Linked DNA regions of Homo sapiens: region 2 is linked to region 1. Evidence: read pairs that join two places in POLR2A ChIA-PET (ENCODE). Cell type or tissue: CD4-positive, alpha-beta T cell. All regions are shown on one strand. Links, peaks and the distances in the headings refer to the core of each region. The heading gives the core; the rest is flanking DNA. Region 1 overlaps CRTC3 (CREB regulated transcription coactivator 3). Region 2 has its middle 7.9 kb from the start of CRTC3.

Evidence for each region. ChIA-PET counts read pairs that join two places held together with the same protein. Peaks named below come from ENCODE experiments on the same cell type or tissue, not always from the same donor. Only the 100,000 strongest peaks of a DNase experiment are listed, where the experiment ranks them.
Region 2: POLR2A ChIA-PET joins it to region 1 with 5 read pairs; 6 of 35 experiments call an interaction of 5 or more read pairs at or near these places.

What each region holds. Positions count from the first base shown.
Region 1 is chr15:90,618,090-90,621,003 of GRCh38, forward strand. It overlaps CRTC3 (CREB regulated transcription coactivator 3), which reads left to right. Exons shown (of 15, transcript NM_022769.5): 9 at 1,652-1,701. CRTC3-AS1 (CRTC3 antisense RNA 1) reads right to left here. Exons shown (of 4, transcript NR_120372.1): 4 at 1,920-2,064. Among named protein-coding and RNA genes, the nearest start is that of LINC01585, 41 kb to the right of the region's middle. RefSeq lists an enhancer at 2,717-2,766. In CD4-positive, alpha-beta T cell, for the core only: CTCF peaks have their summits at 1,538 and 1,834; DNase peaks (open chromatin) are centred at 1,562 and 2,462; H3K4me3 peaks cover 998 bases; H3K27ac peaks cover 1,070 bases.
Region 2 is chr15:90,520,567-90,523,480 of GRCh38, forward strand. No RefSeq gene overlaps it. Among named protein-coding and RNA genes, the nearest start is that of CRTC3, 7.9 kb to the right of the region's middle. In CD4-positive, alpha-beta T cell, for the core only: no CTCF peak of the experiment used is centred there; a DNase peak (open chromatin) is centred at 1,835.

The sequences.
Region 1 (2,914 bases), core at 106-2,605:
AACAGAGATAAGAATATACAAGGGAAGGACGTTTCAAGTAAAAATTATCGCGCTTGTGTCAATGAATTAGCACATTGATCTCTTGGCTTACTAATTTTCATATGAATTGACTTATTTAAAAAAAAAAAAAAAACCCTGCTAAGTCCTCCATATCTTATTTGTTTTGCTAAAAGCTCTGAAACCTGGTTGTAAGTCATAGGCAGATTTTTCTGTTTTTTTAGCCAGCACTTTATACCAGTCTCCAGCTTCTGTCCAGAATTACTGGTATACCAGATAGCTCTTTTTAACTCAAGGGCATTTGACCTGAGTCCTCCAAGAGTCAGTAGACAAGTCATCTGTTTTACTATGATTTCCATGCGCCTTTGAGAATTTGTATCTAAAATTGTGCTAGCTGACCTCCACCTCGGCTCTCTAAACCTCACCCACTGTGGAAGAAAGGGGAGGTCCCACGGTACTTGCCTTGGCCTTTCTTCCCAGAGGGAAGCTGTGTTGACTTTGAAAGAAAACAGTTAATCTGTTCCAGCCCTTAAGGATGCTCTATTGCAATTGTTTGTATTGCCTGTGTACTTAACTATCCCCACCTGTTTAGGATCCCTTTGGCCCAGTTCCATTTTCTTCTGCCAAGTCTACCAGAGTCACCATTAGCATTAGTTGTCTTAAAAGGCTTTTTGTAAAAGCAAGATGTATTTGATGTTTAATCATTTGGGAAGTAAAAAAGAGATATGATTTAAAATTTACATATTTAAACACAGGAGAAGCAACCACACTGTCTTTTGGCTGTGAGAGGCACATGTGGTTGTGGAGGCTTTTATCAGAGGATAACTATGTCTTCTCCACCAAAGAGGGCAGTGGTGTGCCCTCCTCCCTGAGTACCAGGGACTGGTCTCTGGAAAGAGATGTTCATCTCCCTTGGTTCTTGTGGATTTGTAATACTCATTCCTGTCCGTCTGGAGCTTATATTCTAGTTGAAATAGCTTAGTTTCTTCTGACATTCATTTCTTTTTTCACCCTGCTTTTTTCTTTTATTTATTTCATTTCCTCTCAAGCCAATTGGAAAAGAAATGTTTATTTAAAAGCTCTATGTCGTCCAGACCCAGTGGCTCATGCCTGTAATCCCAGCACTTTGGGAGGCCGAGGCGGGTGGATCACCTGAGGTCGGGAGTTTGAGACCAGCCTGGCCAACATGGTGAAACCCCGTCTCTACTAAAAATACAAAAATTAGCCGAGTGTGGTGGTGCATGCCTGTGATCCCAGCTACTCGGGAGGCTGAGGCAGGAGAATCGCTTGAACCCAGGAAGCGGAGGTTGCTGTGAGCTGAGATGTGCCACTGCCACTCCAGCCTGGATGACAAGAGTGAAACTCCGTAAAAAGCTCTATGTGTAAAACATTGGTCTTTTAATGTTAATCCAGAAGGTAAATTGATAAGGCATCAAATTAGGAAAATGTATTAATATTATGCCTCCCTTAGGCCTGGAAGTTTGAGTTTAAAAAAGTCATGCCAAAACCTAAAAGGCTGCTGTGTGAGGACTCTGTCGACACGCAAGCTCTCACTTGCGCCCACTAGAGCCTCAAGGTCCTTACGAAGACACTTTTCAAAAACTTGAATTTGGCTTTACAGCGAGTAAGCCCAGCTTTCATTGTCTCTTCTCAGATTCAGTCCCTGTCAGGACGCCCTCGATCCTGTGATGTTGGAGGTGGCAAGTAAGTAATATTCTTTCTGTTCGTGTTTCAGGGACTATCCTGAAGGTTTTTCCCAAAAGTCTCGCTGCTTTGTTACAGAACTCTCAGAAACGTAACTTGCTATGCATAAATTGAAAGTCAACTGCATTTTCATAAAAACAGCCACTCTCTTTTGATACTCATATTTCATCTGTTTAAACTAATTAAATTACATGACTATAATAACAAACAAAACTTACATAAGTATGTTTGAGAATCACACAACTGACTCTTGGTAAATACACAACTCTCCGGGTAGAAGCAGTGTCAGAAGCAGAAACGTGCAGGAATCGAGAGGAGCCTACCAGCCCCGAGCTGTGGCAGGCTGTGGGCATCGGTGACATCCTGGCCAGGGGAAAAGGGAAGCATCAGTTCACCTGGCAGCTTAATGGCACAGAAGTTAATTAAGAGAGTTTCTGTGAATGTACTTAATGTCACTGAACTGTACACACAGAAATGGTTAAAATGGTAAATTTTATGGTATATTTATTTTACAACAATTTAAAAACATAAATGGAAGATAAATATATTTTCCATTTGCAATACAAAAAAGTTTCTATGAAACCATTAATTTGTTAGTGGATTTAATAGTATGCAACTTCACTCCCTAAAAGGTTTGAGACAACTTACAAAAATATAGTACAAGCAAATGAAAAAGGAAGTTCATGAGGAAGTTGAGTCTAAGAGAGAACGAGGAGATGAGAGAGATAATGAGGCCCTTGCCTTAACAGAAACTGCCTTGGGAGGGCCGGCTGGTGTGCTGCGTGGGACGGTACAGACAGCTGCTGGGGAGGTTCACAGAGAGGACCCCTTGGAACTCGATGGGCTGTGTCCTGAGAGAGCCCCAAGGAGGCTTCCTGGGGCTGTTTATCATAGTGTCCGTGAGAGCAGTCCCACCACTTGGAACTGAAGCCAATTCAGAAACAGCAAGGCTGCAGGGCCAAAATAATGTGGTTTGGAAATGGGATTCTTGCATGATCTGACTTAGTACATACAATCACCAGTGGGTCAGTGGGTGAACTAAATCCACTTCAAGCAGTCATTGAATGTGATTTCCCCCAACAGAGCTTCCTGTGAGTATCTCACAGCAGCGCAGTCAAGGCACTCTCTACTGAGTACCTGGAGCTCAGACATTCTTTCTGGCAGGTTAAACGTAAACTCAGGTGATTTGCTGAGCTGCGCCACGGGTTGATGT
Region 2 (2,914 bases), core at 299-2,798, 97 kb before region 1:
TAGCCATGGCCCGCCACACAAGGATCAATGGTAATCAACAAAGCAGAACATAGCAAGCTGACACCAAAGTGCCTGAGAACCAAAGTGAAGGGGAAAAGCTAATAAGAAGCAAGCTGATTTCCACTCGAGAACTTCAGAAGGACCAGAGGCACCAAAAGAGGGGAGCGACAGGGCTGAAAGCACAAAGATTGATGGAAACTGTGCAAGGAACAGTTAGATGCCCAGATCCACTCCCCAACTGCTCAAAGCTAGGTGACTACTTCTCCTCTCCCTAACTGTACACAAGATGTGAACTCTGGGGCAATTGAGCCAGAAAGATTCTGCACTTAGGGTGAGACAGGGCAAAAGCTGGGATGGAGGTACCATCTGAAAACAGGGGGATTAAGAGAAAGTCTACACATCAAACACTGAGACCTGCAGCTTCTCTTTTCTCTCTTCCCATTTAGCTCCCAGAACACTAGCAGCCAGGCTTACATACCTGGACAGAAGAATGGACGATTCTTCAGGCAGAAGAAAATTGACCTGTCTGAGAGAAAAATAAACAGAAAAACCCACATATAAACAAAAGAAAACCCAGACCAAACCCTAGAGATACCGATATTTGGGGGACATACGGTGCAAATAGGGCTGGGCGCAGTGGCTCATGCCTGTAATCCCAGCACTTTGTGAGGCCAGAGCAGGCAGATCATGAGGTCAGGAGTTCAAGACCAGCCTGGCCAACATGGTGGAAACCCATCTCTACTAAAAATACAAAAATTAGCCGGGCATGGTGGCACGCGCCGGTGGTCCCAGCTGCTCGAGAGGCTGAGGCAGGAGAATCGCTTGAACCTGGGAGGTGGAGGTTGTGGTAAGCTGAGATCACGCCACTGCACTCCATCCTGGGTAACGGAGCGAGACTCCACCTCAAAAAAAAAAAAAAAAAAAAGCAAATAATTTAGAAATGTATAAAATAGAAGATAAAAGTTGCCCAGGAGTCCCTACGTTCCCAAAGGCAACTATTGTGAGCCACATCTTGATATGTTTATAACAATTTTTCTATTTAAGTATAATGGGTCCGAGTTAAGTTCCTGTAACAAAGGCTAAAATAACAGGGCTTTAAACAAAATTGATGCTTATCTCTCAGTCACGTAACAGTCCAGAGGCAGCCCAGAGCTAATATTGTGGTTCCCCAGTGCTGGGGACCCAGGCTACTTTGCTACCATTGTGCTGGCATTCTCAACACATAGTTTTCATCTCATGGTCTAAGATGGCTGCTCTGTCTGTCAGTCTTTAGAGATGGGGTCTTGCTCTGTCACCCAGGCTAGAATACAGCGGCACAATCATAACTCACTGCAGCCTCAAACTCCTAGGCTCAAACCATCATCATTGCACAAACAGCAAAGCAATGCATTCAAAGATCTAAATGGAAAGCATTTCCAGGGAGGCTCTCTTCTTAGCCAAACTAACAATCAAATAGGAGGGTAAAATAAAACCGTCTTCACCAAAACCAGCCTCCTGGGTAGCTGGGACTACAGGTATGTGCCACCACCCCTGGCTAATTTTTATTTTGTAAAGATGGGGTCTCTCTTTGTTGCCCAGGATGGTCCCGAACTCCTGGGCTCAAGTGATCCTCCTGCCTCAGTCTCCCAAAGTGCTGGGATTACAGGCGTGAGCCACTGTGCCCAGCTGCTGCTCCCAATCCTGTCACAATATCCACATGGCAGTCAGTGAGAAGACAGAAGAGAAAAAAGAAGGCCATTTTTTCTTTCATATAAGGACAGAATCCCAGAGTTGTCCATATTACTTCTGCTCACACCCCATTGGGCAGAACATAGTCGCATGACCATAGCTATTTGCAAGGGAGGATGGGAAATGTAGTCTTCAGCTGGCTTTAGTTGGGCCTAGATGTGCTCAGCTAAAGCTCAGGATTTCTTTTAAAAAAGGAAGAAGGGGCCGGGTGCAGTGGCTCACACCTGTAATCCCAGCACTTTGGGAGGCCGAAGCTGGTGGATCACCTGAGGTCAGAAGTTCGAGACCAGCCTGGCCAACATGGTGAAACCCCGTCTCTACTGAAAATACAAAAAATTGGCTGGGTGTGGTGGTGCACACCTGTAATCCCAGCTACTAGGGAGGCTGAGGAAGAAGAATCGCTTGAACTGAGGAGGCAGAGGTTGCAGTGAGCCAAGATCGTGCCACTGCACTCCAGCCTGGGTGACAGAGCAAGAATCCGTCTCAAAAAAAAAAAAGGAAGAAGGGGAGAATGAATATTGGGAGACAATCAGTGATCTTTGCTACAAAACAGAGCACACACACACACACACACACACACACACACACACATATATTTGAGATGGAGTCCTGCTCTGTCGCCCAGGTTGGAGTGCAGTGGCACAACCATGACTCATTGCAACCTCCTCCTCCAGGATTCAAGCGATTCTCCTGCCTCAGCTTCCTGAGTAGCTGGGACTACAGCTGCTCGCCACCAGGCCCGGCTAATTTTTGTATTTTTAATAGAGAGAGGGTTTTGTCACGTCGGCCAGGCTCGTCTTGAACTCCTGACCTCAAGTGATCCACCCACCTCGGCCTCCCAAAGTGCTGGGATTACAGGCATGAGCCACTGCACCTGGCCAGATACACATATATATTTTAAAATCTTTTATTTCCAGAAACAATCTATACATATTTAGTGTCTCTGACTAATGGAGAGTCAAAGATCACCAGAGGTTTGAGGAAAGCCTGCAGAGGAAGATCAAAATGAACAAACAAATAAAAATGAATTCAGACAAAACAAAAGGTGACAATGTAAAAAGTAGAAAAAAAGTAAAAACAGAAGTAACCTAAAATTAATATCACATCCATGAAATGAGTACAGAATGCTATTCAAAAAAGAAATTTTAGGGAAACACAGAGAGTTCTTATTAATCCTTTTTTTTTT